Regions from separate parts of the Homo sapiens genome. Here region 2 is linked to region 1. A link is a loop called in an ENCODE intact Hi-C map of the cell type or tissue named here. Cell type or tissue: endothelial cell of umbilical vein. All regions are shown on one strand.

Region 1 (4,000 bases):
CCCATGGTGCCCAGGAAACCTATTGCATATGTAGAGGAAGTAGTGGAAGCATGTTATACATCACTGCCTCACGTGTTTCATGCATCGCTTTATTTTAAGAGCTATGGATCTACTCCAAAAATGCTATGTATTTAATTCCTGACTGCCAAAGGTGTTGTGACCTTGCATTTTAAAACACTTTCATATTTTTTCTTGCTTTATCTACGTGTTAAATTTAGAGACCCTTCCCTGACTATTTTTCATTGCTGTAAATTTGTTTGAAACAAATGCTTAAATGAGTGGGCAAGTGATGATTCCATCTGTGCTTCTTTTCTTTGTTGCTAAGCAAAAGAATTTATAATAACCTTTCTAGAAGAAAATCATGAAACTCAAGTTGAAAGTTTAGTACACAAAGCTTGTTTCATCAGTTTTATAAAAGTTTTTTTTATATCATTGTAAGAGAGTGGCTGTGGGGATTATTTAAATTCTGTATCTTTACAGTTGGGATAGAATTTAGTGCTACTTAAAAATATGTAATAAATAATAGGAAACCTTAACTTTTCTTTCGATACACCATTTTACTAATATTCCTATATTCCAAATTGCAGTCACTTAGTTGACTTAGAGAACACATGTTGTATACTGGTAGAGAGGCATTAGAACAAGTATTTTATACAGATACTGACTCTGTGCAGGCTGAAATAGCTCTGGAAACCTGCTATGAGAGTTGCTAAATTTTGTCACTTATTTATTTCATATGTTATAAATTTGAAGTAATTTGGGAATAAATAATTTTTTTTCAAAATGAAAGGAAGTCCTACTAAAATAGGTTCTGTTGCTTTAATATTAGAATGATTTATTTCAGGTAGGAATGGTGGGGAGAGTATATAATTTCTTACAGTATTTAACCTTTTTCTATTTAAATTGGTTTGCCTGTGGCAAAATAAGAACAGATTACTGGTACCCTAACCTCCAACCTTTTTAAAGGATTAGATGGACATTTTCCTTTAAGGGACATTTAATGGGGCAGATTCAAAGTACCATAAAGAAGAAGTGGATAGGCTGGGCGTGGTGGCTCACGCCTGTAATCCCAGGGCTTTGGGAGGCCAAGGTGGGTGGATCACCAGGAGTTCAAGACCAGCCTGGCCAACATGGTGAAACCCGTCTCTACTAAAAATGTAAAAATTAGCAGGGCGCGGTAGCGGGCGCCTGTAATCCCAGCTACTTGGGAGGCTGAGGCAGGAGAACCGCTTGAACCTGGCAGGCGGAGGTTGCAGTGAGCCAAGATCAAGCCATTGCACTCCAGCCTGGGCGACAAGACTGAAACTCCATCTCAAAGAAATAAAAAAGAAGAAGAAATGGATAACGCAAACCAGTTAATTTTACTCGGATTTATAATCAAATTTCTCCTTCCAAGTAAATTATTAGTGTGTGGTATCAAATGTGTCTGGCGAATTGAGGGATCTTTAAATATCATTAAGTCTTTAAGACTCAGAGTCGGCCGGCAGCTGCCTGCGTGTCTGGCTGAAGCCTTCCTGAACTAGGCTGGCTCTTTCTTGCTCGGTTTGGATGATACCAAGTAATTCAAAGTAGCGTAACAGGGGAGTGACTTAAGTCTCCTAAGAATTAGAAAGTTGCCTTAATTCTCAAAGCCTCATAAGTAATGGAGGACGTTAAATAGCAAAGAGTATAATTTAAACTGGGCTACAATTAAATGTGTGTGTGGCTATGTAGGAATGAAGCGTGTTTCTTCTCCTCCTGTACTCTCCCTCTCTTGACTGCGGAAATGGAACATCCTAAACAGTCTTTCTCTTGCCTTGGCTTAGCTGTGCTGTAGGATGGGACCTGGGCTTCTGTGTTGAGGTAACTTCTATTGTGAGGAAGAAGAGGGCGAAATTGTGTGGCATGATTTTTTTGTATGAAAAGTGAAGGGCCTATTCTTAATTTTGAACAACTGCCTGCTTTCTGATTTACTTTTGATCCGGATTTGTTGGATTCCTCACTGTACTGTGTAGGTTGAGCTTACAAAGGTGTGGATTTTGAGCAGTGCGATTACCCCCTTTCAGATTTGGGGTTGCTGTTGTTTTTGTCTTTGGGTTTTTATAAGGCGGGGAGGGTAAGGGGAAATGCCTAGGAAAGAAAATCATGTGATGTATGTGAATGCCGACATCGTCATAGGATCGGACTGAAGCCTTTCTCCCTCTAGCCTCTGAATGGAAACCAACTCAGTTCAAACTAAATGCATCTTGTGCATGGGCCAGATCCTCATCTGCCCCGTTTACTTACATAACACATACTAGTCAATCGAAAATAGTGATCCTCTGCCCTCTACCTGCCACACATTCGTGATTGAATATTTAACCCTTGTTTTTATTTGGTCTGAAAATCAAATAAGCAGTTGCCACAAAGGGGGAATTTGTCTTATGTCATCCATGATGTGGGTCCGTAATTACTTAAGCAGCCCCTTTATCTTAATCCTGAACATTGAACACAAGGAATCCTATTTTGAGGCCATGAAAATCGGTTATCGTTTTATTCTTTGTTACCTGAGTGAGAGGTGAGGGTAACGGTGGGCGAGTAGATGGGGGAAGTATTATAATAGTAAACTTTTAATGTTATTAGAAGGTTAAACATACATTTAAAAGATTTTTTTAATACATAATTTTTTCTTTTCAGTTGTAGTAAAGTTCCCTTATAATATGGTTATTATGACTTAATATTGTTTGACATACATTCAGGGCAGGGATTTAACTATGTGTGGTAGATAAAAACTTAGAGATAAATAAGAAAACAAGCAACAATCAGGTAACAAATTAACAAGTACTTTTCTTTAATGTTTTGCTTTGTCATATTAAGTTTTGTGTACAATTTAAGCTTATGTTTTACCATCTGGACAGGCAAAAATAGTAATCTCCACTCAGAAATGAAATCAGAATGACAATTAAGTAGTAAGATTTTCAGACTTTGTCCACAGTTTGTCAATGATAAATATTAGGGACCTTCCTACTGTAAAAAAGAGAAGGGGCCCCACAATATTTATGGGGATACATGTCATTCATGTGCCACATCTAAATTAATAGAGTGTATTGTGCACCTTTAATAGTGTCACTTGGTTTTTCTGTTTTCCTTCTATAATAAAATTCTATAGAGGTGACTCTTGCTGTCTCATTTCCTGGCAGCTACAAAAACAGCCCAAATATCTGCTTAATAAAAAAGCCCTTTGTTGTCTATGAAGGTCTTAAGGCTTTCCTTGATCTTGTTATATAATCCATGACGATGTTATTTGCTGACTTTGGGGGAGGGGAAGAAATGCCACCTGATTCATAGTTGTCATAAAAATATCCAAGATTCTCTGCATTTAGTTTAGCAACAGGAACGAGGGAACAGTTCACAATTGTGCCACAGAATTATTACTTCCCAAAACTCCTGCATGGACTTTCTACCTGAATGTTGTATGCAGTTGATTCATTTATCAACTGTATGTGCCTGGATTGTGAATTTCTTGTTTTTCCCCCTCACATTACCATTATCCTTACTACCAAAACTAAAAAGGAGGAGAGAGAAAATTCTCTGAAATTGTTCTTGCTTAGCCCTGTACAATTAGCCATACAATTTGTAAAAGGAATACTTTTTAAGAAGGTTTAAACTAGTCACTACTTTTCAAATCAGACATTGAGATGGTCAGGCTGCCTCTGGGCTTCATTATTTTATCTAATTGACTGATTCTGAATTCAGTCCTACACCACTGCACTCAGTTCTAAAAGCAAGGCTTTGTTTTATTCTGGGTATTACCTGGTAACCAGTCAATTAAGAACATTAGTGGAACTCTGAAGGGAAAGCACTTCCATAATCTCTTTGGAATCCAGTTGGGTTGATGCCAGTTGCTGTGTATTGGAAAAGAGAAGGAGGAATCAACCAATTAGAGCCCCCTTTTAGTGCTTGAGAAACCAACAATAAAGAGCAAGTCTTAATTCTGAAGAGCAGCCCTGATTAATTGAAATATAAATAACTTTTAAAAATC
Region 2 (4,000 bases), 580 kb before region 1:
CTGTCTGGCTACACAGTCCTCACGACTCTGCCTGCCTGGAAAGTTCTGATATTGGGTCTCCAGCCTTCTCCCCAGTTTCCTTTCCTTTTCTTAGCAAATCAATTAATGCAGATTTAGCCAATCTCCTCGCAATAACATGCCTTAATCCCCCCATCAAAGAGATCTCTTTCACACTTATTTTCCCTCTTGCTCCCCTATCCGTTGCTGTTTTCCTTTGTGAGTCTCAAATTTACCCTAATCCTGGCTCCTGTGCATCATACCTGTATGAAGGAAAATGAAAAAAGGTATCAAGGTGAAACCGGACAGAAAAAAATAACAAACTGCTGCTATCAGGCCTCCCAAATTATCTTGCAAGCAGAGGTCTCTCCCTAAAAAGCCTCCATCTCCCAGCACTTTGGGAGGCTGAGGTAGGTAGATCGCTTGAGCCCGGGAATTCGAGACCAACCTGGGCAACATGGCAAGACCCCGTCTCTACAGAAAATACAAACATTAGCCAGACGTGGTGGTATGTGCTTGTAATCGCAGCTACTCGGGAGACTGAGGTTCTGGGAGAATGGCTTGAGTCCAGGAGGTTGAGGCTGCAGTGAGCTATGATTGCACCACTGTACTCCAGCCTGGGTGACAGAGCAAGACCCTGTCTCAAAAAAAAAAAAGCCTCTATCTTTGCTCTTATCTTTTTTTCATTAAACTGGTTATTTCATTAAATATAATTCAGGATAAAGGAGATTATATCTTCAATATTTGGGTTTGTTTATTCTTAATACTATAACCAAATTATATTCTACTAATTTATACCATAAAAGTGCAGTGCCCAACAACACAATGAGTTAAGAAGGATTTTGTGGTGCTGGCCTGTAAACCTATCATGTATAATATTGTTTCTTGGAAGAAAATATATTCTGAGTTCCCCAAACAACCAACTTTGGAAGTGTGGGAACACAACGCTTTTGTGAATTGGGCATTTCCTCTCTGTCACAGATCAATAGTCAAACCATTCATGGATTGACTGGAAATACAAAAGAAAAAAAAGCATTAAAAAAACCCCCAAGAGAGTAGGAACACAATAAACCCATTTACTGGAAGGAATATAAAGTAGTAAACACTGGGCATCTGACTGTAGTCTGAGTTTTGTTAACGCCTTTCTCTGAAGCCTGAATGGTATTCCAGAAGGCCTCTCTGTTTTACATGGGTCATAATTTTTTCTTCCTTGTTGTATCTTGAGACAAACTCCAGGAGAACGTATCCCAGGCAAGGGGCTGCCTGGCTTCCATGGAGAGTACTGGTTGGGCCCAGAGGCAGGCATTGTGGTGCTGGAATAGTATGATAGAGCTCTCTCTGGGTGGGTTTTAACTTTGGTTGGAGAATGGTTGGATGTCAAGTGGCTGAAGGAAGAATCTTTTTGTGGGGCAGTTTTCTAGGGAGCCACATTTTGAAAGCTCCAGGAAACGACCAAATCTATTAATGTGATTTAACTTTCAGTATGTTATCAGGGTCCATCGGACCCAATTTTAGATTTTGAAGGTGTTTTTTTTTTTCCTGAGAAATTCTAACAATTTGTAAGGATTGGTATTTCATGACTTTTGTTTGTTTTCAGAAGTCTTCTGAAGATGAAAGATAACATCTAGTTTTTAACAAAAATAGAATAAAACTCATTCTATCTTGAAGTTACCATATGACTATTGAAATAATTTATAAATTGATGATGTATCATAGGATCTTAGAGATCTTAATTTTCTTATATCTTTAAACATCTTCCATTTTATCACCCTAGAAATTATTTCATCATTACTCATCAATTATTGCCAATTATGGTAAAAAAAAAAAAAACACCAATAAGAAATGGGAGAATCATGGAATCACCTAGAAGGATGATGCAAGAATGAAACAAATTATCACTGTTGTATCATCCTTCAGGTTTTTGATCACATTGCCTGAAGTATTACATCATTTCTCGAGAAAGTATAAAAGAAGACAGAGGATACCATTTTTGTAGTCTTCTTCTTCTTACTTTTATCAAATATAGTTGTAAATTCAGCTATATTTTTCATTTTTCTGCACAAACTGTAAAGAGAAGAAAAGTGACAGAGGAAAATGTTGTACAGTTATTAGTCAAATCAGAAGATGAATGCAGAGAGACAGCACTATGGAAGACTCGATAATGGCGAAACTGACTGAAGTGTATAAGCAAAGTCTCAGACTATGAGTCCTACATGATAATAACCTAGATTAATTTCCTCAGATTTAAGGATTCATGAGTAAACAATATATTTCTAAGGATAACAAAAAATATGATATTCTCATCCTGTTAGTCATTCAACAGGAATGATTTCATCACACTATATTTTGCCGCAAAAACTTGGAGCATCCTGTTTTGCTAAAAGAATGGGGGCCAATTTTTTTTTTTTTTACTTTTTATGTTTGTTTATTGAAATTTTCTTGATACAGTTTGAAGGGGACAAATGATGAAGTCAGATCAAAGGTGAGTACAAAGATGATTGAAAAGAAATAGGTGGTATGGAAAGGAAAGAAAAAAATCACTGGACTAAACATTCTAATTGGTGTTTATAAATTTAAAAATAAAAATGCTTTTCAATTACAGAGAAAAGAAGATGACCATCTTCTCCTGAACAAAATTATGAACTGTCAGAGGTTTCAAAGGTAATAAGTTTTATGATGCAAGTGGAAGAAGAACCAGAAGTAATGATGAGCTAGAACTTATCAGAGATTTCCTTGAAATCAGGACTTGGTGTTTATAAGATGGGTCTGTCCCAGGCTTATGCATGACAGCTGGTGAGCAGTTAGTTGCATGCAGAGGACATTGCTCATTTTGGGCCTATCTACACTCAAAACCAGGAAAATATGCTGTGAAAATTTGCTATTACTAACGTCTCTAATAAAGTTTTAAAAAACGATCCTTTTAGTCTTACTTCTGTAGATTTATTCATAAACATAGAAAGGATCCATTGGACCCTGATGGTAAAAGATGATGATGACATTTTCCTGCTACACCGGGGGCTAAGAGTTTAGGGGCAAAATATTAAAACAAAAATGAAGTAAACTCCTTTAGCAAATGGGAGTCACTGTAGAGGTCTCCATCCATTCCCAGCCCTTTCTTACACAGGCCCACCATTGATTGATGATTACTTTAAAGATGGATGGTTTGAATGTGAGACATCGTCACACAGCCTCTCTGTTTATTCCTTTCTTTGGTGTAACTCAGTTCTTCTCAAATTCTGGTGGTGATAAGAATTACTATACAGGACTGATAGAATATCTCATGGACATTATATCTTAATGAATATTTTACAGACGTTTTAAGATTAATTTTGACCACAGAAGCTTTTCACTTTGAAGATTTTAGAATCTAACCCACTCTGACATATATTCATTCATTCAACAAACTCTTGTGCATGTCTGTGTACTAGATTAGGTGTTGCATCCTGGGAAACGGAAAAGATAGACACAGTTGCTGCCCTTATTGTGGTAGCAATCCAGAGGGAGGAAGCAGTAATTTTTATAGCATCACATGGCAGGAGTTACGATACAGATGAACCAGGAGAATGGGTGAGGGACATGGGAAAGGTGTCAACGATGAAAAATGTTAGTTTTTATACTCACTTAAAAAAGTAGAAATTGGATCCTGGAGAATTGGAGGGTGGCATTTCGAGGATGGAGAAGAGGAGAAAGAAGAATCCAGGCAGATGGACCAACACACGCAGAGGCCTAGAGGAGCGAGCAAGCAGCATGTTGCAGAAGCTGGGTGATTTGGCATGGCTAGGAGGGACCGTGTTTCGGGGAGGAGAGGACCCACAGTTGGAACCTTGACTGGGGTTAGACCCCAGGACTTGGTATATCTGGCTTCATCTGCAAGTAACAGAAAGCCCAGCGCAAACCTCTTAAACAATAAAGGAGAGTGCATTGTTCCAGGAAGTCCTGAGGACGTGGGAACTGCAGATGGATTGGAGGGGAGACCCCTGAGTCAGGGACCCATTGAGAAGTC

Evidence for each region. Peaks named below come from ENCODE experiments on the same cell type or tissue, not always from the same donor. Only the 100,000 strongest peaks of a DNase experiment are listed, where the experiment ranks them.
Region 2: a loop joins it to region 1, with 8 times the contacts of the local background. A loop is called at or near these places in 2 of 110 quality-filtered maps.

The regions. Positions count from the first base shown.
Region 1 is chr5:173,916,413-173,920,412 of GRCh38, forward strand. All of the region lies in intron 2 of CPEB4 (cytoplasmic polyadenylation element binding protein 4), which reads left to right. Among named protein-coding and RNA genes, the nearest start is that of CPEB4, 30 kb to the left of the region's middle. RefSeq lists an enhancer at 1,591-1,850. In endothelial cell of umbilical vein, no CTCF peak of the experiment used is centred here; DNase peaks (open chromatin) are centred at 1,649, 2,189, 3,269 and 3,839; H3K4me3 peaks cover 1,374 bases; H3K27ac peaks cover 3,124 bases.
Region 2 is chr5:173,332,211-173,336,210 of GRCh38, forward strand. LOC124901137 (a long non-coding RNA gene) reads left to right here. Exons shown (of 2, transcript XR_007059056.1): 2 at 2,600-2,912. Among named protein-coding and RNA genes, the nearest start is that of STC2, 5.8 kb to the left of the region's middle. In endothelial cell of umbilical vein, no CTCF peak of the experiment used is centred here; a DNase peak (open chromatin) is centred at 2,271; H3K27ac peaks cover 2,177 bases.